Regions from separate parts of the Mus musculus genome. Here all the other regions are linked to region 5. The links are chromatin loops, found by intact Hi-C in ENCODE. Cell type or tissue: left cerebral cortex. All regions are shown on one strand.

Region 1 (5,000 bases), 67 kb before region 5:
CAGTCCTTTCTCCCAGCTGCCCTTTTGGGCAGAGTCCTGGGACAGTCCTGGCTGTTCACATATGTACACCAACCAGTGTCTTATTTCCTTGCCTGCAGCTTCTGCCCATTCTTACCTTTGACCTCTTCTGAAGACTCCATTCTGGGGCAGCATCAACTGCTCATTCTAGAACTTTCTTTTCAGGTTCCCCAAAGTCATAATCATACTCCCAAGATAAGTAACCTGAACATGAGTGCCACCATCCTTTTGCCTGTCAAGAAACCATATCCTTCCAATACGTTAAGCTCACTCTTATACTGTGTGATGTTGTGTGTGTGTGTGTGTGTGTGTGTGTGTGTATCATGCAGGATTGAAAAAAGCAAATATTGCCACCAACCTAGCCAGACTTCCCTTCAGAACACAGTGAGAAATAGTCACTGCCCCAATGTGAGGAGACTGCTACCATTCTGACAGAGAAAGAAAGAGTGAACACATGTTCCCAAAATTGCCACTGTAGGGTCTGGATTTGTTAGGAACATCTCGCCTGGGCATGTCGACCTTGGCACTACTGACATTAGGAGCACGATGAATCTCCGTGGTCAGCTGCCCTATACATCACAGGATCTTTAACAGCATCCATGGACCCTACCTTCTAAATTTGAGTAGCACCTCTTTTACCTAAAGTGACCATAAATGTCTCCTCCAAATGACACTTCATTGAGAACACTGAAATGAACACAGGTTGTCTTCAAGCACCGAGAAACAGATTGGCCACTCCATACAGTCTTTAAAGCTCTGGACATGTAGAGTCATTCTCCTGGACTTGAGTGAGTTATTTTCCATCTCTGGACCCAGGATTTTGTCACTTGGCCTCAAGAACAAGGATGATGGCTCCTGTGCATTGGGCTTCATCAGCATTTTCCAGGCACAGTGCCATAGTGGGCATCCCCTGTGTAGTTGTGTTTACTGTGCCAGAGGAAGAAGCCGACTGCCCTTCATCCTACTCCAACGTTTAGGAACTCATCTCCTGGCTCCCTCTTTACAGAGATGAATGAAAATGCAGAATAAACACAAAGACCCTGAAAGTCCAAATGAACAAGACACTTAAGGATCCACATCACTGCCAATCGTGAGTTCCCCTCTGCCTAGTTGGCAGGAATATAACCTTAGCCCTTCTGGGGGCTTTCCTCACCCCCATTCTCCATAATATCCTGGGTCTTAAGTTAAGTCAAGACGTGATGCAGGGACAGACAGTGTGGGATGCTGTCAGCCATCTGTCCATTTGGATTGCTACCAAAGCATTCAGTGTTATTCTGTCTGGACCATTTAGGTCTGACGGCTTACTACTTCTGTACAGTACTTAAGACAAACTACCTATAGTCCCAATAGTATTCAGGATTTTCCAAAGAGGCCCACAGCAATCTCTGTTATGCCACATATCTGTCACAATAAGCCTCTGAAACCCTTCCCTTCAAGAGGTGAAGCCATGTGGCCATGGCAGAGGTGACACTATATGGCTCTAAAAGGACTTAGAGACCTATCTCTTGGTTGTTCTGGGATCCTAAGTCACATACTCTAAAGAAGCCCACCTAATGGCACAAGGAAGACACATACAGAGACCCCATCTGAGACTTGAGTAGGCAGGCTGCAGAAACAATAGGCTTCGGATAATTCCAGTCTGTCATTGATTGGCTCGTCCCAGATGTTGGAGGATAGAGATAACGCCGCAGTCCTGATGTGATCTTTCTTCCTTCCTGACCTTCCAGATCCATGGACACAGTAAGGTCACTGCTTTACATTTGGCGTAGACTGTGATGTATCAGTGGCAGGTGGAATTCCTGTCTGCCCACATGCTGTACTTTCAGACACTCCTGCCAGGGTCTCCGGAGGAGAGAACTAGGCATGAGTCCACATCGATCAAGAACCTGCATGCAGCTCTCCTCTCTTCTGGCCTAGGGATCACTTTCCAGTACTACATAAAGAGTCTAGCTTTCAAACTGTAACTTCTCTGTGACACTGGGTTTGTACCCAAACATCTTTTCCTGCCTCTTTTCTCTCTTTTCTTCTATAACTTGCCTGATGGTTCATAGGCATTCTAATTACAAACATGAGAATACATTGTGTAGGCTTTTCCATTTCCTCAGGGAGCATCAGGAGTCGGTGAAAGGTACCCATTTCAGTGTGAGAAGGTAAAAGGAAAAAAATATCAGTTGACTGGGGGATAAAAGATGTGTAGATTATTTTTGACAGCTTTATTGGGATGCAATTCACACACCACACAAGGCAGTGCTGTGAAGTGTATAATTCAGTGGGTTTCAGTCTAATCACAGAGTAGGGCTACCATCAGTGGTCAATTTAGAACATGATCATCACTCACTCCAAAGAGGAACCTCACACTCTTTAATCGTCACCTTTTGGAGCACCCCTAAATCCCTGCCCCCGTGCCTGACAGCCACATTCTGCCTCTGAGATTTTGTAGTCTGGATAGTTCGCACAGATGGGATTGCGTAGCACAGGGTCCTTTGTGACTGGCTCCTTTCGCTTAAACAAAATACCCAAGGTTCGTTGTGACGATCAATCTTCGTTGTCAACTTGACTGGATTTGAAATCACCTAGGAGGCACACCTCTGAGTGTGCCTGTGAGGGTGTTTCCAGGGAGGATTGAGCTGAGATAGGGAAGACCTGTCCTGAATGTAGCAATATCATCTATGCACTGGGGGCCTAGACTAAATACCAAAAGAGTATAGGGGGAGGGCGGGGGAAGAGCTGAGTGTCAGCCAGCATCCCTCTCCCTGCTTGCTGACTTCAGTCACGGGGACCAGCTGACTCACACTCTTGCTGCCCACAGCTACACCAGCTCTCGCTGTTCTTACACCTTCCCTGCCATGGACTGTACTCTCAAACTCCAAAGTCAGCCCACCTTTCCTTAAGCCTTTGTCTCAACAATAACAAAAGTGACAAATCCATGTTGAGTCAAGTATGCAGATGAGTATTGTAAGCCAAGAAATCCTTTTCACTTCCTCCTCCTTCATCCTAAATTGCATTGCAGAGGGTGAGGTCTTTATAAAAGGATGAAGTCGCTCCATGTCTGACCTTTGAAATGAGAGCAGAAACTGGGCACCAAATATGTGAATCACAAATCCAACATGAAATGGTATTGGAGATCCCAATGTGCCAGTGACACCCTCCTTATGTTTGTGTGTGTCTGCTTTTCCTCTGTGATCATCCTTGCACGAGTGCATGTTTGTGTGTATGTGCATGTGCGTGTGTGTGCGTGTGTGTGTGTGTGTGTGTGTGTGTGTGTGTGTGTGTGTGTGTGTGTGCAATATACTTTTTCTTTGAACTCTACAAGTTCCTATGTGGATGTGCTCTACCCAGCTCCCATGAATGCAGTCAGAAGGCTAGCAACAGAGAGGAAGGCCAATAATGATCTCTAAAACAGTGTCTAGGGCAAGGACTTTAATTCTCAGCATTGCTAGAGTCGAAGGGCTATGAGCAGACAGAGTTTAGGACCCAGCATCAAGTATAGGCAGCAGTGGGAGCTGCCAGTGGAGAGTTTGTGGCTGGACTAAGAAGTGGATGAAGAATGGTCTGGAAAGGAGCATGACCATCAATGAACCACAAAGCCTTTTAGCATCCATTTGCAATTGCTGCTGAACAAACAATTGCAAACATACCAGTCACTAACGGGGGGCTTGAGTCTCCCGGGACAGTGTTGAACTCCAGCCAGGAGCCCCATCCCCAAACAAAGGAAAGATGAGGTGCCCTCAGCCCCACCTTGGTCTCTGCAGCTAATTCCAGACCTGGAACATGGCAGTTCTCCATCCCCCAACACCAGGTTTTCTCTATTCATGTCAGCAAAGAAGCGGACCCCAGCATCATTAGCTTGGTGAGCCATGGTCCAGCCAGGGCAGCTCTGTGATGAGTGGAGACGTTTTAGAGCTCTCCTATCTTGACAACAACTACTGAGATAGCAGCTTGCAGAATCAGGTCCCACTTATCAAACCCACCCATCCCAGTTGGGAAAAGACGTGGTGCCTCTGCATCAGGATCAAACAACAGGTTCTGCTCCTCTAAAATGGAGGACAACAGAAAGCAGAGCTTAGAGGCTCTTCACTTGCAGAAGCAGGGGTAGAACGATCTTCTCTCTAGTGTTGTTTCTCTCGTTCACTCACTAGGGTACCAGATGTGAGGGTTGGCTCAGTTAGCCTCCTTTTGATTGAGAATGGCATCTGCAATAGGCAAAGTCCCATGTCATGTAAAGAGATGCCAACTCATCTGAAGGAACAACAACTAAAAATTAGAGCCTCATATCATCCTTTGCCTGCTTTGACCCCTGGTCCACTTGGCCCTTATGGCTCACCTTCCAGATTCAGGGGCTGTGGTATGGTGGGAGGTCGCTGTTAGGAAAGCTGCAGCTTTGTTGGTACCAAGCCTCAATCCCTTCCATTCCTCCAGCGGCTTCTATTTCTCACCTGCAGAGCTAAGCAGTCTTATTAAGAATCATTTAGTTGGAAGCTAAAACATAGTAGATGTGTCCATTAAGATCTTGACTCTGGATGTGCCAACTCTCCAATTGCAAGAGAACAGAAAAGGACAGGGAATCTGGAGATAACGAAGGGGAGACTAAAGATACCTCTGCCTAGACTCCATGTACTTTCCGGATGCCATGAGACTGGCAGGAAGAAATGCCACCTTGCTACAAAACTGAACCCCACTGGCTCCCCCTCCCCAAGGTCCTGATGTCCTCCCCTCCCCCACAGCAGTGGCGTCTGCCTGTTTATTTGCTGAGCCCCGGTTTAACAATGCACTGTTTTTATGAGTTGTGCTGTAGTTCTTGGTAAAGCACTTTAATCCACTTTAATGCCTCTACCCCGCTCCTCCGTGACAGCCTGGTGGTTACTCTAATGCACCCCTCTCACCTCAGGGTTACTAATGAGGTCAGAGGGAACGCAATATCCCAACTGAATAATTCACTAATCAGATGCTACAGACTCCAGTGGTAAAATTTATTTCTGACA
Region 2 (5,000 bases), 98 kb after region 5:
CATGGAATACTTGTTACGGAACCTCCTCCCACCCATGGGCCACAGGCTTGAGCATCACTGGAACCAACTCTTTACAGCTACTAGCATGCCCCTCTTCTCAGCTCTGCAGTGAGTGGGACCTCAAAGCTAACCCTGACGGGAGTATTTACACCAAGGAAATCAGCATGAGGTACCATATCAAGGACACCTACCACCCATCCACCACCTCCAAATGCTTACCTACCAGCACGCCACGGGTGTGAGGGATCCACTACAACCTCACTCATAGACAGAATGAATGGGGCCCTGGCAACAGGTAGAAGATTCTTCTTTAAATGCAGACACTTAAGGGCTACAGGTGTGGCTCAGTGCTAAAGTGTTTGCATAGCATCGTGAGTCTATGAGTTCAACCCCCCAGCACTACAAAATGAATGAATGAATGAATGAATGAATGAATGAACGATTTTTTTAAAAAAGCACATCTGGGCCGGCAAGATGGCTGAGCAGGTAAAGGTGCTTGCTTCCAAGCTTGACAGCCTCTGTTCAGTCTCAGGAACCCACGTAGTCTAAGTTGCCCTCTTATTTCCACACACGCACTGCTGCATCTGTACGCGTAGATAAATAAACAATTTTTAATTTAAATAAACACACTCATTCCACGTAACAACCACAGAAGGTAAGGATGACTTGCTAAGGGTCATACGGTGACAGTGAATTCGTACTAGGTGGGCTAGAGCCAAAATCCATGTGCTTTGCCCCTGTACATCACCCTGTTCCGCTTCCTCCCCTTTAGACAGCTTCAGGAGATTGCACTCTGCCACAAGTGCATAATTCAAAGTCCTGGCTGCAGAGAACCTGCATCCCCTGGTTTGGAGGCAGAGAAGGGCTGGGATTCCATTGCTCGGGATTCTTTAGAAAGATGGAAGATGCAAGCATCTCATCTGGAGAAAAATTCCCCTCCCAGCACTCCAACCCTAGAAATGTGCCTAATGATGCTTTCTAAACTGCAAAGTCGGGTTTTCATTACAAACACAGGTTGACGGCCCATATGCAGCATTATTGGTAATGAATGGTTTTCCACATCTCTGCCCTGCTATAGCTGCCCTGCCCACCTCTCTGATACTGAAGGCACAAACTGTACTGGCCCTTCCAAGACCCTTGGAAAATGCTGCCCTGGCCTGAGGAATAAGGAACATGGCCATCCCTGTCCCCAGCCCTGTGTGGGGACCTGGGGGGAGGGGCGCTTCTGGGAGGTCCTGGCTAAGTGGCATCAAGGACCAGATGGCTGAGGAGATTACTACGATTTCGTTTCCATATAATCCATAAACTTGGATGAGTTAATGTTTCTTCAAATGCATTATCTTGTAATCCCAGGGAAAGCTGTGCAGAGCCAAGAGCCTGGTTCTCTGGCCTCTACATGCCTGGCATGCTGGGTAATCCCTGCTTTGCCCAACAGGTCTTAACAAAGGCCAAGGAGCTTGGCCAGCAGGGGAGGAGATGCTGGCGGCAGGGCAAGGCTGGCACCTAGGAGGCTGGCATTTGAGGGCAATTGGGCAGGCCCGTAGGCTCCCAAACAATGCTGGGAATCCCACACTACAACCAAGCAGAGCCCACAGGACATCTGAGCAAAAGCCCAGGTGGGGATGAAGATTTCCTACTCTCTTGCTTTTGGCTCCATCCTTGGCAAAATGACTAACTCTGGGCCTTATTGTCTCAAAATATAACAAGGGATAGAAGCAGGTGACTCAAAGAGTCCACTTCGATTCACTCTCTGCTACATGTGAAGCCAAGGTCAGCACTGTTTCCCTGTCATATGCCAGGAGCTGTGACGAATAGATTCCACCGAACCCACTCCATGCTCGGGTAAAAACTAGCTGCTTCCAGGATCCTGGGTGTGCTGCTTGAACCTGGCATCATGGCACATGAGGACTGGTCTTAAGATGGAGCTCTGCCACTGACTAGCTAGCAAGCCACCTCCCTCCAGCTCTTCCCTCATCTGTCAGCTAGAGTTGCTTCTTCAACTGGTATCTCACGAGTGTCAGAGAAACTCAGAACACAGGGTGAACCTACCAACCTGTGAATATGTAACATCGAGTCCAGTACGCGGCCGGCAACCTGCCTGCAAGCTGGTGTCCTTGCCCTTTCCCCCAGTTCTTTCTACCTCTCCTGAGCTGCCTCACCCTTTTAGTGATCTCAGCTTAATCCTGTCAGCTCCTTCTGATGCATTAAGCTAATGCATTAACGATTTGGTTGGTGACTTCTTCCTTGCAATACAGTTGCGTGTTTGCAGTGGCCATCGTGCCTTGACTCGTTGTTGTGGACAGATGGCCACCTGGCGGTAATAACACGCTAGAAAGCCTAAGAGCCAGTGGGGCTTTCTGACCCACAGCCCAGCTTTTGGCCAAGCGTACCTAGGAGGGATATACGTTTGTGTGTGGCGCCTCCCTGTGGATACGATGTGTACTGCACAGACTCACCCAATCCCTGACGCACATGAACCAGCAGCTGCCCCAACCAGGACGTGAATCCAACATTCTTACACTGCCAATGCAGAAAACGAGGCCCACATGCTGGCATAGAACTTGTTCAAGATTATACAGTTCCCTTGGCATTTTGAAAACAGTAATAAATGACTGGCAACAATCTCTCATAATTTTGAGAACAAGAAAGCCAGAATCAAAGTGTGGTTTGCCCAAGGGTGTGTCCATGAAATGTGAATTTAGTTTCGGTGGTCAGTTCTCACACCATAAATCTTTAGGGAGATAGAGATGGCTCCCATTCTTTCCTGAGGAGCCAGGTAGTGATGACCCACGTGGCTTCTGAAATCATATCTAGCTAAATGATGCAAAAATCTGGTCCTATAAAATGCCCCTTTAAGTTTCTGCAAGGACACTGTCCATCAAATGGACTCTATCCAAGAAGATGGAGTCTGTCGTGAGGCTGGGCACTGTTCTCTGTATCCACCTAGAGAAGGCAGAGATGCTTCCTGAAGCTTTAGCTCAGTAAAGCCCTGGAGAAGCAGAGGAGAAGGTGCCACTGAACTCAGCAAAATACTGAATGGTATGAACTAGGATTTAGTTCAACAGAGATTCAACCACACCTAGAGAGCTACGGGCAAGGGATGAGACTGCTCTCCTGTGAGTGTTGCTCCTGAGGATTATCTGAAAAGGAATCAAAACTGACACATGTCAGAGACTTCTGCGTGCTGGTGTTGATCACCAACGATTCACAAAAGCCAAAATGGTTCACCCACAGATGAACACAGAGAGTGTAGTATGTATACACAATGGAGTGCTACCTAGCCACAAAGAACAAACTCATGTCATTTATGGGAAAATGGACATTAAGTAAAATAAGCTGGATTCAAAAAATACTATCACAGGTGCTCTCTCATATGTATACTGTAGAGAAAAAAAATAATTGAAGATGCCCCCAAAATTGAAGAGATGACTATGGAAGAAGAAGATGAGGAGGTGGTTACTCCCAAATACATTACATGCGTGTTTAAGTGACACCGTGAAATCCATTATCGTCGTGGCGTTGGCTCAACATCAGTCAGGATGCAGTTAGGAAAATGTAGCCCACGCCATGTCGTTCAAAAGAGACTTTTCAACATGGAGAATGAGTTCCCATGGTGTTGAGAGAGCTGGAAACCAAACAGGGTATGGAGAGGCAATTTGGAGAGGAGCAAGAGTAAAGCCATCACCCTGAGGGCTGGGGACAGCAGAAGAAAACAATGCTACCAGGAGCAAGCCATGCTGCAGGAATGTGAATCAAAGAGGGCTGCCGGCTGTGGACCACAGAGATGCTGAGCAGGCGATGTATGCACGCAGTGGGAAGGAATATTTAGCCTTAGCTTCCCTTCCCTTTAACCTCCTGCCAGTACCTCTCCCTCACTGGCCAAATCCAGTTAGAATCCAGTCAGTAAGAAAGCATGAGATGTGTATTTAAAGGGGTTATCACACACATTCCCCCCAAACACACACACACACACACACACACACACACACACACACACACACAGAGGATCTGAGAGCAAGAGGCAAAGGACCTGAGATGATGCGTGAGGTGAATATTCATGAGTGTATGTGTGATGTGAATGTTCAAGAAGGTGCACGTGTATTATCAAATCAGTTTCAAGGTATGCAGGAATCGATGTATGCAGGCGAATGTGGTAGGTACAGTTGTATCAGAGGTACCGATGTATCGGATCGATCTCAGAGGTTTGTATCGTGTGTGGTAGGAGAAGCATCGTGGGTTTTGGGTGTGATGTGAACATTCAAGGGTATGTGGATGCGTGGCTAGAATATTGATAGCTTTTGATGTGCACGCTTGTGTGTGCTGTGAATGTCCAAGGAGCTGAATGTGATGTGAATGATCAAAGGCATATGACGTGATGTTCCAGAGAGAGAGAGAGAGAGAGAGAGAGAGAGAGAGAGAGAGAGAGAGAGAGAGAGCATTCACAAGAGAGATTTTAGAGAAGAGAGAGACAGGACAGCAGATGTGTACAGAAGTGTTCTCTGTGTAGCATGTGATAGGGAAATGCAGTCATGGGTCATCTTTGACAGACATGCATGCTAAGCTGGTTTTGCCCCCTTATGCACTCAAGATGTCTAAAGAGGATAGTGGCCTAAGCTTTTCATGGGCACTATGCCTCAAGATCCATATCAAAAGCTTGTGTCATCCCACGTCAAGATGCATATCAAAGCCTGTGCCTTCCGGTCTCAAGATCCGGATCACAGGCACGCCTTCCATTTCTGGATTGTCGATCATTTCAGATATAGCCAAGTTGACAACTGGGAATATCCATCACAGGCTCCATCAGATAAAGCATGATTAGTCCCGTCATCTGAGGACACACTGGCCAGGTTGGACTTAGGTGACACCTAAGATCCATCTCCACAGTTGACTTTGACAAGTTATGCATTGCCACTTAGATCCACTCAACATGGAAGATCCAGAAATGCCTGCCTTTGCCTCCAGATAACTGGCCTAAAACTGTTTGGGACAGTTAAGAACCA
Region 3 (5,000 bases), 50 kb after region 5:
TTGCTGATGTGATGTATCTCCCTGCATCCGGCCAGGAACCGAAGGAGCAAGGAGAGCTCACCAACCTAAAGTGCTGTATGAAAGCCCATTAATAAACCTCCTGGCAAGGACACAGTGTGCACCATTCATAAATCTGTGGCCTGTGGGAAGGAGCCATGGAGCAACCTGTGGAGTGGCCTGGAAGGGAGTCTGAGGCTGCTGAGCTCTGGACATTCTTGAAGTTCCTCTGTAAACTTGGGGTCATGGGCATCTGCACTCCGAGTGGGGGACTGTTACCAGTCTGAAGCCCTGGAGCCTCAAACCCCAAGATGAATTTGTCTTCTTACTTAGAATATAGACCAGATGATGGTCTTGCAATTCCATTATCCCAGGATGCCCAGGAGAATTCAGACAAGAGACTGGGCCTCCTTGTCAGAAGGCTAAAGGACAAACACATGCAGAATAATTGTTGAGAGCCAGGCAGCCTAAATACTCTACTCCAATGAATCCCTCAATAACTTGATAAATCCTATCATGATCATCATTTTGGAGAGGTGGAAAATGGGGCCTCATGAAAGTAAAGTCATTCCCCGCACAGAGCTAGTCAACCCAGGCTGGACTGCTCCAAGTTGTCCAGAACACGGTAGGACACAGTTAAATGTGAGAGGTACAGTTCAAACTCAGGTTGCCGGGCTCCCTGGACCTCTATGCTATTCCACAATGTCTTCCTCTGCACTAGTGCTTTTCAGCAGGGAACATTTCACTTGTCGGAAGATGTTTGACATTATGGATTGTCATAGCTGGGGAGGAAGGAGTACTGCTGTCATCCATCAGACCAAGACCAGGAATCCTGCTAAATATCCCACAGTACACAGGGTGAGCCCTATGACACAGAATTAGCTGGCTAAGATACCAATGGGATTGAGGTTGGCAAACTATGTCCCTGAATCACCAAAGACTGAATTGTTTAGCGTCTGAGCTCTTCCAGGGTCTCGGGTTGAGGTAGGGCCAGGAAGCTCAGGCCAGCAATCTCCTAAGCGCTGTGTGGAACTCTGGCACACATGGCTGTTCTGTTACGGGTTTGTAAAATGGGAGAGCAGGCAGGGCAACTTTAGGAGGGAAGAGATTCACCAAAATCAAGATGTCTTTTTGGAGAAGACTTCTGTGCTACATCTGGTATTCTACTGGCCAGTCATCTCTGTCTCACTGTGTCTAAATACCTGAGGCACTCAATGTACAAGAGTGTTTCAATGCATGCATGCATTCTGAGGTTTCAGTCCACAGTGGCTCAGTTCACTTGCTTCAGGCCTGTGGCACAGAAATCATCAGGGCAGAGGAGGCTGCTCACCGGTGGCAGCCAGTAAGCAGAGATGAAAAGAAAGGGACTGAGATACCAATCACACTTTCATGGGCAGAACCCTATGAACCTGATGCCTTTCTACAGAGCTCCACACTAAAGACTCTACTAGCTCCAAACACTGCCACAAAGCCTTCAACAAGCCTTCGGGGTATATCTAAGGTCTAAACCATAATTGTAGTGATCAATCTTAGATGCCAATGTCAAATGCTTCCCTAGGTGTTTCCAGGAAAATTTGATAGGTGTAGTTAATTCTACAATAAGCTAGTTTTGAGTAAAGGATACCTGGGTTGACTGGACTCAGTGGCTCCAAAGGCCCTAACAGTAGAGTGGAAGTCTCCCCACAAAGGTGGGTGGAAGGGTCCCACTCACAGACAGCATCGCCCTTGATGCAGGCAGAGAGGTGCAGCCTGCCCTTGGGACGTCAACCTTTCCCTGCCAGCCCGCACCACCACAAAGCCAGTTCCCAGCATCTCTTTATAGTGATCATCTCTGTCTGCTTGGCTGGTTAACCCTGCTTACCACAAGTAACTCACAATCTCCAAGGGGAGAATAAAGCTTTATGACAATTCCCAAAGTGATTTGTCCAGCAAAGCCTTGAATTTGAAGAGCATCCTGTGGGATCATACTCCAGATGTCTTTTTCTGACAAGCAGTAACACAAGGAAACTAGGCAGTTTGGCCAGTTCTTTGGCCCGGCTTCTATGGATGGTATCGGGTTCTCACTATGGACAGAGGATCCTTACCACTACATGCCATCTGCCGGTTGCCCTTCTCCACTACACAGGAGGTGGTCCTCTTGCATCCATCCTTGAGGCACATCCAACACCATGACTGAGATTTCTTAGGTCTAGACCTTTGCTCTCAGTAAGCAGAGCTGATAAGCCTCAGCCCCTGAATACGCAGCAGTCAAAACGGCATGGTTTATGCAGAGCACCTGGCACACAGTGGGTGTTCAACTCCTGTGCCAAGACCCTCCCCTCTGATGACAAGCTGTGCTAAAACAGGCCTCCTACTATATAAGGAATAAGCAGGGTTTTTAAACCACTCAATATGGGCAACAGTTGCCAAATGATGCTACGGAGCTCTCCTAGGCCCGAGGCCCGCCCTAAATTTAACAGGCCTGTGTTTACAAACCCAAATCCATGCATCTCTGAGGCTCCCACACATATCCCAGCTGTCCGCCTGAAAAATTCCGCGTGGAGAGTCTCTGGCAGAGTCTCCACCAGCTGGTAACTCTCAGAGTGTTCCTGACACTTGGTCTGAGCCTTAGGCACACTATTCACAGGCGAAACCCAGGAGCTCCTCCTTCTACCTGAAGACTGGTAGGACTCTGAGCTGGTGGATTGCAACCAGGATTCTGAGGCTAAGCCACACACGGAAGATTCTAGGAGCTAAGACAAGCCTCTCTGCAGAGCCTGGCTTTTCTCTCTCTATCCTTTACTCATTCTCTGTATGTACTAGGCTGACACACATGCACAACATCACACCTTCCTACAATTCAGCTATCCTGAAACTGTCCAATAGCACTGAACACAGCCCAGAACCCAGAAAGACACAGAAGTCTCTAGATTGGACACAGAACATAGACTGATTCTCTGAACCACGTGCAGCGCCGTAAGCCTTCCCTCGGACCTTATTTCCCTTTCCTATGGGCTATTTCTCCAACTGAGAGACACCTAAATCACCAGACAGCTTGGTAAATACAGATTGCTTGTTCTACCCTTCCCACCCCACTCCAGTGATTCTGATTAGGCAAGTCTGGAACAGGACCGGAGGAATGGGCATCTCTAAGGAGTTCCCAGGTGAAGCTGATGTCACCAGATCAGGGGCTGCTCTCAGGTTAGGGGGTGGCTGCTTTACAGATTGGATGAGTCAAGCCCACTGACTCTAAGTAATCCTGAATCAGAATGGAATCTCCCTCTGTGTGTGTGTGTGTGTGTGTGTGTGTGTGTGTGTGTGTGTGCGCACTGGGGGCGGGGAAGATGCCGATAGTGGTGAGTCTCAAGAAAGAGAAAGCCAGGCTGACAGCTGCAGGAAGTGACAGTTGACAGCCTGAGAGCACAGAAAGAGACAGCAAACTATAAAAAGCAGACTTAAGAACTCAAAAAGCAAAACGGACCGAAGCCATCTCTGTGGGATACAGTTACTATATTCTCCAGATCCAACCTCAGGAAGAACTCTCTCCAAGCCCCGTGTGACCCTGGGAGTCACAGTGAAGACCCTATCATGTGAAGGAAGCTATACTTAGGCTGCTTCCAGGGCAGGGAAATGTAAAAATTAATGTTCTAAAAATTGACATCTAATTCATCGGCAGTAAAGATCATCGGGGGTTTAATGGGTTATAAACTTGGCACTATGAAAAACTTTTCACCATGAACTAACCCATTTGCTCAGTTTTCTAGGCTCCTACCGTGTGTGCACCTGCACATATGTATATCCTGCACCCATATACAGATAAATATCTGATGTAGAAACATTCTGTGGGGTGTTGAGAGACATCATGAGTTATAGAGACCATGCTTAGCACACACCAGGTCCTGGGTTCCAGTGCCACCATCAAATTACTCCACTAATGAATGTAAGCAGTACAATTCCCCACTCCCCATACCATAGCCCCTTCATCATTTCTTCCTTGACCGTCTAGACAAGGCTGGGTCCCATCTGGAGCTCCCATTTGCATACCTAATTGTTCTAACTCTGTATTTCTCACCACACTGCAATGTAATACATTCAATAGCCTCTTTCTGAGCTTTTCCGTTCCTAGTAGGGCAGAGTGTAGCAGGTGCTTAGTGAATGGGTGTTGTTTGAAGGCATATCCTTAACCTTGCCGTATCTAAGTACACACACACACACTCACACGCACTCATTTATAAAGAAAATGTAGGTCAAGGAGTTTGAGTATATGCCTCGAGGCAGCCCCAATTTCTGAAAGCAGGCTTAACTGTGCTTATTTCTGCTAGCAAGGGAGCGTGGAGGTCCTCCGCAGAGAGTGCTGTCTCTCACACTTCCTGATTTTAATCAGAACTACATATTCTGGGTGAGGTGGCAAGAAGAAAGAGGCTGTAAACTCAATTAGATCACTCCTGAGTCCCCATCCCATGACTGTTCTAAGGAGCCAACTACTATCCCTCCACCTTTCTTTACACCCTCCTCCAAATACACATCCAATCCCAATTCCCTCTCTCTATACTAAATATCCTGAGAGAGTCCCCATTCATGGGATAGGGCCCTGTGTTCTCTGACCAGCAGACAGACATAGGGGAAAATCATGTTTCCCATCATCCATAGCATACCTGCCTGTAAATAAAGTACACTAAGAGAAATTAGCTCAAGCTTCTTTAGCTCTGTGGAGCTCACTCCCATGGGCTAGTGGAAGAAGAAAGGAAGGCAGAGAGGACAGGATCTCACTGACAAAACTGACCACATGAATGAAGGAGGTTTCAAATACATGGGAAGGCTACCAGACACCTTCCTCAGACTGAGAGCCTCATCGTCCTTCCCTGAGCTTCATGGCAGCTGGAGCACACTCCATTAAGAACTCAGAGTTTACTAAGTGTGTGAAGAGCTTTGGAAGTTTCTTTCAAGGGAAAATCCAATGAACTACAATATTCTACTATCTATCTGTCTGTCTGTCTGTCTGTCTGTCTGTCTGCCTGCCTGTC
Region 4 (5,000 bases), 86 kb after region 5:
CCATCTATTATGTATTGAACTGTGTAACCCACCCCCTGGAAATCACAGGTTAGTGTCCTAATCCTCGAGGTGGTAGTACATGGAAACATGATCTTTATTGACAGGGCCTCGGGTTGGAGAGATGGCTCAGCAGCTAAGAGCACTGACTGCTCTTCCAGAGGTCCTGAGTTCAAATCCCAGCAACCACATGGTGGCTCATGACCATCTGTAAATCTGATGCCCGCTTCTGGTGTGTCTGAAGACAGCTTCAGTGTACTCCTATACATAAAATAAATAATTCTTTTAAAAAAGAGAGAGAGAAAAGATCATATGAGGAGTCCATGTGAAAGATCTGGAAGCTGAAAAGAGAGGAAAGCCGCACCAGAACCCGGCCCTGCTGCTGCCTTCATCTGAGCCGTCTGGCTGAAGCTTGAGCCAGCCTGCCTGGATTCTGGTCACGGCTTCCCTTGCAGTCTCGTGAAGAGGCAATCCCTACCTCAAAGCCTTCTCACATGTGTAGCTGTTGCCCATCCCAAAGAGCGAGTCCAGTCTCCCGTACTGAGCCAGTGACCCCTGCTCATCTTGCAGGTCTCGGTGGAAACATCAACTCCTCCCACTTTTCCTCTAGAGAACCCACCAATGAGACAGATTTGAGATTCCAGAAACGAGTCCAAGTACGAGAAAAGATGAAATAGACGGTCAACACAACATTTTTAATCAATAAAACTAGAGATGGGGGTTCAACAAATGACGACAGGAGAACTTTGGCCCTAACTTGAAAGGAAGAGAATTGGGTCTCAGAAGCAAAACTAAACTAAATTCTAACCCAGATGTGATCGTATGTACCTACAATCTCTGCACTTAGGAAGCTGAGTCGGGAGGATTTTGAGTGATGCTAGCCTAGGCTCCTCTATGAGCTCCAGACCAGCCTGAGAACTGGTCTAAAAAAAATGCTGGCCTAAAAAATAAATAAATAAATAAATAAATTTTTAAAAAAAGTTTGCTCTTAGCTTTATTATTTACACCAATATAAATTCCTGAAAGAAGAAGCCTTTGAAAATGTAAGATAAAGCCATAAAAGCACCAGAGGAAACTGTACATCCCTGGAGTACCAAAGCTCTTCAGTTCCTTTTAAAATAGGCATGCAAGTTATTAGACATCATTGTGGTATCTTTTAGTGAAGTGTGCTTTAGTAGGTTCTCCTAACTCCCCTGGGACCTCTGATTCCACCTTGTGACCTTCCCTTCCTCATGGATTCATTCAAAGTTGGACACCCAGGCGAGAGCATAACTCCATGGGAGAGCACAGCATGTAAGGCCTCGGGTTTGATCCCACGGAGAACATACATGAAACTGATACAAACCCAAAGCCTGTGATTAGGAGACTGGCTACACGGACCTCAAAAACAGAAGGCTTTGGGGCTAGAAAGATGGTGACATCTGTAGAGTGTCTGCCACACAAATGGGAGGGATGCCTGAGTTCAATTCCCAGCACCAATGAAAAACAGCCAGTTGGGATGGCCCTATTGGTAATTTCAGCCCTAAGGAGGCACAGTCCAGAGAATCCCTGCAAGCTGAATAGCCAACCCAGCCAAAAAGAAGAGCTATGGGTAACAACGAGAAAACTCGTCTCAAAAACCAAGGTGGAGAGTTCCCAAGGAGCAACAGCTGATGTTAACCTCTGGCTTCCATACACAGGTGCACACCCACACGCACACACAAAATATCTTCGTGGAAAATGATGGGAGAGTCTTAAGAAGATTAACAAACTGAGGAAAGTGCTTGCAACGTGTCACAGACAAGCTAATTTGCATAATATACAAAGAGCTTCTACAAATCAATAAGATCAATAGTCCAATGGGAGAATGTGGGAAAGATAAAACAGTTAACAGTAACTGAAATGAGATGGATTTTTAAGTACATGAAAAAGATTTACAAATTCAAATGGGATGCCATTTTTACCTATTATGTTAGCCAAGTTGACAAAGCTTAATAACAGATTGTTGGCAAGATTCTGAAGAAGCTGAGGCGCTCATTCATATTCACTCTCCGTGCATGTGACCTTTATGGAGGCAATAAACCATAATATTTAAAATGTGCAGACTCTTTAATCCAGTAATTGCAATTCCAGAAAATTATCCTATGGCATGGCTATGCCTGCACATGCAAGAAATGACATATGCCTGAGAATATTCATGGTGGCAACGTTAAAAATTGAGAAGGGTGGGAACAAGCTAAATATCCTTTGCTATCAGGCTCGTTAAATAAACTGCAATATAATCCATATGACTGAGTATTGTACAGCCCTTAAAATGTAGGAGACATTTCCACAAACTGGCATGGCATATTTTTCTAGGATATATTGTTATGTGGAAAAGCAAGTTATTGAAAGGGGTATATACCATGCTACAGTGTGTGTAAAAATAAAAGAATATGCATGCATATACTTATGTGTGCATTGATTAACTTTGGAATGAAACGCCAGGCCTGGTAACCAAGGCTCCCTTCCAGGAAGGGTGGAGGGGAGGGAGACCGCTTCCTCCCTGCATAATCCTCTGTAAGGTTGGAATTTTGTACGTACTGTGCATCAGGATGAATTTCTGATTAGGAATAAATGAATTAAAAGCCATTTCAAGGGGGGAAATACCAAACTGGGAGATGGGGGCACAGAAAAAGAAATGTTACCCTGGCTGTGGTGCACTAAGGGTGCACACTTGTTTCCCTCCTGTATTTTTCTATATTTAACAACTTCTTTAATGAGCATGTACTGATTTAAAATGGGGCAAAAGAATGGCTTTTAAAAGCATTGGCAGAGCTGGTAATCAGCGTCTCTCATTGGAGCCCCATGTGTTCCCAGCTGGAAATCTCTAGGCCACAGCTGCCAATCCTGAAACATCCCCGCAAAGACCCTCCGAGCCTCCGTGTGTGGCTTTGGGGGAACCAAGCCATCCCTGCTGTCACTAGGGTACCTCTCCAAGCAGGCTGGAGGACAGGTCCCTTGTAGGTTGGCAGCAGAGTTTCACTCCAAGAGGAGGAAATGAGGCTCACTGGGCCCACAAGCTTGGAAGAATTACAAAACGATTAACATTTGAACAGCACTAGAGTTTGCCAAATGCGTCTTATACAACATCTTATTTGATTCCCGCAACCTGTGAAACGTGGCTCTGATAACTAGCCCCACTTAAAGGTAAAGAAACTGACAGTCTGAGAGACAGTATCATGTTCACGTTGCCAGTTATCTGTCCCGAAGCCAGGTGTTCAGATCTCTTCCAACCTCAAACATCACAAACATCAAACTCTCCCCTCCCAGCCAAGGTGCATCCCTGAAAGAGCTCGTGGAGACAACGGGGTGTCTCCATTTCCTGAGCACACGGCAAGCTCACATCCTCCTGCCCTTCCTACAGTTAAGTGTGGTCACTGAATGAAGTGCCTCTTTTCTAATCTGTGGGTTTGACATCTAGGACTTTACTGCCCTGGAGAAAACTGGCCCCTCTAAAGTTAGCAGGCCCTCCGGCTGGGAAACAACCTTCCCAAGAACGGCTTTCACGGCAAACTAACCAATCCGAAGCCAATTCCTCAACCACTTGCTTTACTGGGCTCTGATGCCATACCATGGGACACCATTCTCCCGCCCCAGTTACCAAGGACCAGACTTGTCACAATGATGTCTCCTAAACCCGTAAAACCACACTGCTGAAATTGTTCACGTTAGCCAATCAGAAGCCTGCTTCCCCACCTCATCCGCTCCTTCCTGGGTCATCAGTAATACTCTCCTGACGCTTCCCAACTCCCACCTCCTTCAGACTCACTCCAGTTTCCCCCAGTGACCTCATGCATCATAGCATGTCCCCCACCTCCTAACTGTCAGTCGTCACGGATGGCAGTCATCTGATGATGTACCGACCTCTTCATACCTGGTCTACATTGTTAGAAGTTGCAAGGCCAAAATTCTAGCCAATAGGGAGAATTGAAAGATGTCACTTCTAGGCCAGGCCCATGAAAGCATTCCATGTAGACAAACAGCATGTTTTCTCTCCCTCCCTCTCCATCCTTCTGCCCCTTTCCCCCCCCCCCATCCTCCCTTTCCATTCTAACTCTCCTTCTCTCTCGTTATCTCTCCTTAATGCAGAGTTTCTAACAGAATATTTTGAGGTCCTAGAGGATAATAGAGCTACATTGTGGAAGGAGCCTAAGTGTTTGAATTACCACATGGCAGGCCACCTGTCAAACGCCCATATCACACTTATATATGAGCAAAAAATAAACTTCTATCATGTAAAGACACTCCAGCCTTGGTGTCTCTGCTCTGGCACTCGAACTATCCTAAGTAATTTAGTTGCCAAAACATATCTTTGGTTACCTCCCTCCAAATACATCCCTAACTACTGCCAAGACTTGCCTCGTTCCTTTTCTCTATTCTTCCAGAGCCTTGGGACTCTACAGATCCCTTTAGATTGCAAAGGACCCTAGAAGAGAATACTATTACATCAAGCACAAGCGCCTAAATCCATTTCTGCAAATGTCTTCTACCATCTACCCTAAGTTGGTACAGAACGGGATATGAGACAAAGTCCCAGGACAGAGAATTGTTTAGTTCCAACTGTTGGAGGCCAGGAGCTTGGCAAGGCCCAGAAAACCCAGGGACAGATCAGGCCTCCTCTGTCACCTATACTGCAAGCTCTTTAGTTACTAGGATAGAGATGCTAGCATCAAAAGGAAGAGGAAGGTAAGAAAGAGGGTGGAGGATGAGATTGAGAATCAGTGAGTCAATGCAGGGCTGATGGAGGGCACCTCGGGGAATGAGGGACCATCTTGAGAGCCTTGGGCCAGGCCAATGGAGCCCTAGAACTGTAAAAGGAATGGAGCCAGTGAGAACTCTGGAGAAAAGCAATACTCATGTGTCACAGGGTTTTACAGAAGTCACTCAGGCTAGTTGTCTTCTGTCCAGAAGCTAACACCCCCATTAAAGACAGCCCAAATGTGTCCGGGAGCTAGCCAGCCTCTTCCCAGGGTTCTCAGACA
Region 5 (5,000 bases):
ACAGTGCTGGGATTTGTAGGTACAGACACTCCTGAGGCCTCCCTCATCCCAAAGCATTGGCGTGGTAGAAGTGTTTATACCCCAGGAAGCTGAAGTTCTATACTCTAGTGTGGCTCCCCAGAAAGGATAATGAATTGTCCAAATCCAATGTCATTTATGTTTTCTTGATTCAGGCTATCAGGATTATTGTCACTCACTCCAAACCACTCTGAGTCCTAGTCCTCCACATAGTCATCAAAGCCATTCAGTTATTAGCAGAAGTCAAGTTGGCAGCCAGGGAGAAGTAAACTCTGTGCTTGTGTATGTGTGCGCATGAGAGTGGATGAATTCTGCCACTTTCTTACCCCCCTTCTATAAAGATACAAAACAAAGCTGTCATTTTAATCCATCCTGGCAGATGATCTGATTTGTATAATTGTGTGCTATCTAAGAACACTTGAGGTCCAGAGGGAACCCCATTGCTTCCAAACGGTTTAAAGAAACCAACTCTCCCTCAGTTTTCTCATCTGTACAATGGGAATGTCAATATCTCCCCTACTACTTTCCTCATAAAGTGAGGTTCCATTGATAACATGGAGCTGAAAGTGATTAATAAAGTAATGTCGGAGTTGAAGTGTCTTCTGTATGCGTGTCCAGGCTATATCCTTCTCAGAGTGTCTGCTTTGCAAATTCCAAGTCCATCCTCTTTGCCACGCTTAAGATGGTCTATGCTAGCCAGTGAGCAAAGACTTATTCTACTGAATGAAAGTTCTCTTTCTTGTGGAAGCCATCTTGCCTCTACAAAAGAAGTCGTGGTCCAGGGTATGAAAGTGATACAGAGAAAAGCAGAGTGAAGAAAAATTAACGATAAATGATGATGTCATCTTGCATTCATTCAGCAGATAATTGTTAAGCTCCTCTTATACTCTGTGCCTATTTCCAAGTTTTTGCACCCAGATTTTTGGTATTTGGTGATAAACAAAAGGAAGACTCCAACCCCCAGAGAGCTTATGGCTTATAATAAACAAACACCAAGTTAATGTGTAATATTATACAGATGCTGTTAAGTCCTATGAAGCAAAGTTAAAGAAGGGTAGTGGAGACCAAAGAGGATGCATCGTTTAGATGGGGGATTGCCTGGCTTCAGCTTTATCTTTATTTACTGAGAAAGCCTGGTTGAACTCAGTCACTATCGGGTGCTGCAGCAAGTCCTGATGAAGGCAGCTTTGTAAATGGGCGATTTGGCAAAGATGCTGCCACTGATGACTCTGATAACAGCACAAGAGCCTCTTAGGAAAGACCTGGACCACATCCTCAGAAACCCATCTCTAAGACACTTTGTGCCAAAGACCTAGTCAAGGACAGAAAGTTATCAATAATATTTCCAAAAATAGTCACCGTGGAATTGAACACATCCAAGGGTCATCCTCTGGACTCATCCACTATCATCAGCTCACTAGTAAGTAAGCTAGAAACTGAACTTTTTAAACAAATGTATTTAAAAGATACTGAGCATCAAATCAAACAAGTCACTCTATGGCCGGCCTGCAGGAACGACACCATGAGACCTCACAAGACCACTTCCCTGGACATGGAGGATGCTCTGAAAGCCTTAGGAAGAACAACAACAATACACACAGTCACCTGACTCCCTGCCATGTCCCCAGGGTAGCTAGAGATTGAGAACTCCAAACTGAGCCACGGCTCAAGGTCATCCATAGAGGATGATCAAACGTGAGCCTGCAAACGCTCAGCCATCTTCCCCACAGAGGTTCTCTGCGTTTGGGGCCTTTGGTCCTACATTCTAAACAGTTTGGGATTTTTCCTTACACCTCACAACTCACCAGCCCTAGCCATCTCCCCACCCCCACCCCCTATTCCCAAACATACCCCGGAATACTGATATCATGGCTAGTGTTTAGGGAAGACCCAAGTACAGAAGTCTTCCCAAACTGATCTCCCAGAAAAAGACACTGGAACATTGTTCTCATTTGAATGCATAAGATGGGCGTCAAGTAAAGAAAAATATGAAATTGGAGCCTCTACCATGTCCTGCCGAGCTACCACACCCACACTGTGAATAATCTCTTACTCATGTTAAGACAAACAGAAGCCGAGATGAGCCTACTCAAAAACCAAAAACGGGTGTTTCAAGCTTCCCTCAAACTGCTGGAATCTTCTCATGTTTCTCTTGCACAAAATTTGATAATTACAGAGACAATGCACTACCTGCTGAGAAGAGGTGTTCAGCATCCCTGAACTAGACAGTGTGAGAGCCTTTTCCAGAAGTCTAGCAGATGCTGTCTTCAGGGGCTGCGCTGCTTTAAAGTGTTGTGCACCAGGACTGGAATGAGCTGTGCACAGCATTCTGTCAGGAGAGCTCTGAGGATGGTTTCAATCCCTTTGGGGACCAAGTCTTGGCTCCAACAAAACATCTGTGGTCTACCAGATAGATATGTATCTCAGCATTTCTATAAAAATGCTGTAAGCTTAGGTATTCTGTAGGGTGGTGCGGGGGTATTCTCAAGCAAGGTTCAGAAACACTAAGCTAAAAAAAAGTTAAGTGAAATACACATTGGTTATAAAGAAACTTTCAGCTGAAGATATGTATTTTGGGTGTAACAGAGCAAGGTGTGCAGGGCTATTTTATCACAGATGGTCTTCGAGATGGAATACCTATTAATAGTCACCAGAGCACAGGGTGACACAATGTGAACTATAACAACAGTCAGGTGAGGTTTTTTTTTTTTTTTTTTTTCAATCACCAGACCCTAGAAATGCAACACAAAAAAGTGAATATGAATTTTAAATTTCTACTGTGATAAGAAATTAATAAATAATGGTCTGGGTTTACATGTATAATTATAGATCGCAAACTATAGATTTAAAAAAATAAGACTTCTCTACTTAGGAATTTCCAGGTTATAAACTTTTATACATACAAACAAAACAACAAAAATACAAAACAAATCAAAGCTACAATATTGAAAAAAATCACATAGATTTGGCCTCCCACCAACAGATGGCGACAGTTGAAGAGCTTGGGGAGGGGGTCCTGCCTGTCTGAACCATAGAATCCTTGATAAGTTATTAAACGGCAGTCTTGCTAGAGTTCTACCTTCTTTCACATCACTTTGCACGTATTATTAATCTCATTGTATCCACCGAGTAGGAAGCAACGACATAGAAGGGTGCAATTGTGCTGGTATTCAAAGTAAAAATAATGAAAGCTTAACCATGCTGAGGAGATGTGTCTGCTGTGCTCTGTGCAGTGATTCATTCCTAAAGGAGGCGTGCTGCAAAAGGTCAAAGTGCTCAGCACCAGGTGGCTGCTCACACACTGCTCATGACAATCCTCAAGAACGGAGGAAGAAGGGCGTGCTCAGAAACATTAGAGCAAGGGGCGACAAGATCAGCCTCCACACAGGCTGCCTGCGAGCCACGTATTAATCAGGAGAAAACACGGGGACTTTGCTCAAGTACCTAACAAGCAGATTGTAGTGAAAGCGCCGTTGCCTGAGCACTAGTTCGTCTGGCACCTATTTTACGGAGGTTTGACTATGAGCCAAATGTCGTGCTGGCTCCTGGGAACATCAACCACACGGAAATAGACAGAGGTAGGCCCCGCCCACCCGTGGGGAACTATCCATCTGTGGAAGGATAGGGATGCGGAGCCACAAAAAGCAAAACAAAATGTAGAAGTCTAAGACGCTGGTAAGGTGTCCTGAAGTACAACAGAAGTAAAAGAAGCAGAGGTAGGATGGGCAAAGGGGTAGAGATGGCTCTTGGTCAGTGTCTCGGGCAGGGGTTATAGGCCCTGTCTCTTCTTGGTACACACGTTGGAGTGGGAGTTGGGTGTGTGGCTCACCTGGTGACTGAAACACACCACTGGGTTGATGTGGGGAAAGAAGGGACTTATCCTGAGCTGAGTTAGATGGTGATGGAGGAGCCTGAACTGTAGGGCAAGTACCCGGCACCCTCTCGGCTTTCTGCCATGTAAGGATACAATGTAAAGATGGCGGAGGAAACACTGGGACAAGAACTCTTACCAGACAACAGAATGGCAAGCACGTTGGACATGGAAGTCACCCTCCAGAACAATAAGAAACTAATTTCTGCTTCTGAGCCACCCTGGCTGTGGGTACTTGCTACAGATAGCACATATTGGCGACACAATGATGGTGTCCTGAGAGAAGCCTGACTGAAGACTTTTCAAGGTAGTGGAGTCATCTGTCCACGATGACATCTTTTATTGCTAAGTCACTGTGGTAGTTTGAATAAAATGCCCCCAACAGGCTCCTTAGGAATGGCACTTTTAGGAGTTGTGACCTTGATGGAGGAAGTGTGTCTGAGTCTTTCTTCCTGCTGCCTTCCAGCAGAGACTGATGTAGAACTCTCAGCTCCTTCTCTGACACCAAGTCTGCCTGCATGTGCCATGCCTTCTACCCCGATGATAATGGACTAAACCTCTGAAACTGCAAGCCAGCCCCAATTAAATACTTTCCTTTATGAGTTGATATGATCATGGTATCTCTTCACAGCAATAGAAACCCTAAGACAGTCACTAATACAGCAATTCTATGGGGGAAAAGCTACCTTCTGGTTCACTCTCACTTGAAATCCTTTAAATTCACCCATAACTATTAAATGAGATGGACTGGGGACGTAGCTCAGTCGGTAGAGGGCTTGCCTAACATGCAAGAAGCCCTGGGTTCGGTCACCAGCATTGCATAAAGTGGGGTCTGATGTCTCAAATCTGTAATTCCATCAGTTGGGAATTGGAGGTAGGAAGATAAAGAGTTGAGAAACATCTGCCTCACCGCCGCCTCGCTGTCCAGATTTCTATCAGATTCTGAGAGATTTCTGCCTCGTTGTCCATCTTCACCCCAACCAGCTCCACCATAGGGGGGGGGGAGTCTCTATTGCTGCTCAAACAATCATCCACCAGGTCAACTGTTATCCTCTGGAAGGTCTCACCACTCTCCCTAAAATTCCACATTTTCTTTTGAAATCCGCCTCCC

Evidence for each region. Peaks named below come from ENCODE experiments on the same cell type or tissue, not always from the same donor. Only the 100,000 strongest peaks of a DNase experiment are listed, where the experiment ranks them.
Region 1: a loop joins it to region 5, with 7 times the contacts of the local background. A loop is called at or near these places in 4 of 42 quality-filtered maps.
Region 2: a loop joins it to region 5, with 2.4 times the contacts of the local background. A loop is called at or near these places in 12 of 42 quality-filtered maps.
Region 3: a loop joins it to region 5, with 6 times the contacts of the local background. A loop is called at or near these places in 3 of 42 quality-filtered maps.
Region 4: it touches region 5 in a loop (2.3-fold over the local background); 12 of 42 quality-filtered maps call a loop at or near these places.

The regions. Positions count from the first base shown.
Region 1 is chr7:78,599,232-78,604,231 of GRCm38, forward strand. The region is part of intron 8 of E430016F16Rik (RIKEN cDNA E430016F16 gene); the gene reads right to left. Among named protein-coding and RNA genes, the nearest start is that of Ntrk3, 24 kb to the left of the region's middle. In left cerebral cortex, no CTCF peak of the experiment used is centred here; DNase peaks (open chromatin) are centred at 1,261 and 2,842.
Region 2 is chr7:78,764,087-78,769,086 of GRCm38, forward strand. No RefSeq gene overlaps it. Among named protein-coding and RNA genes, the nearest start is that of Mrpl46, 17 kb to the right of the region's middle. In left cerebral cortex, a CTCF peak has its summit at 2,411 (motif pointing left); a DNase peak (open chromatin) is centred at 2,409; H3K4me3 peaks cover 237 bases.
Region 3 is chr7:78,715,999-78,720,998 of GRCm38, forward strand. E430016F16Rik (RIKEN cDNA E430016F16 gene) reads right to left here and starts at 2,222. Exons shown (of 11, transcript NR_015542.2): 1 at 2,082-2,222. In left cerebral cortex, a CTCF peak has its summit at 2,114; DNase peaks (open chromatin) are centred at 1,789, 2,433 and 3,349; H3K27ac peaks cover 1,474 bases.
Region 4 is chr7:78,751,857-78,756,856 of GRCm38, forward strand. No RefSeq gene overlaps it. Among named protein-coding and RNA genes, the nearest start is that of Gm30892, 20 kb to the left of the region's middle. In left cerebral cortex, no CTCF peak of the experiment used is centred here; DNase peaks (open chromatin) are centred at 3,073 and 4,254.
Region 5 is chr7:78,666,100-78,671,099 of GRCm38, forward strand. The region is part of intron 6 of E430016F16Rik (RIKEN cDNA E430016F16 gene); the gene reads right to left. Among named protein-coding and RNA genes, the nearest start is that of E430016F16Rik, 50 kb to the right of the region's middle. In left cerebral cortex, a CTCF peak has its summit at 2,997 (motif pointing right); DNase peaks (open chromatin) are centred at 1,729, 2,069, 3,314 and 3,509; H3K27ac peaks cover 1,830 bases.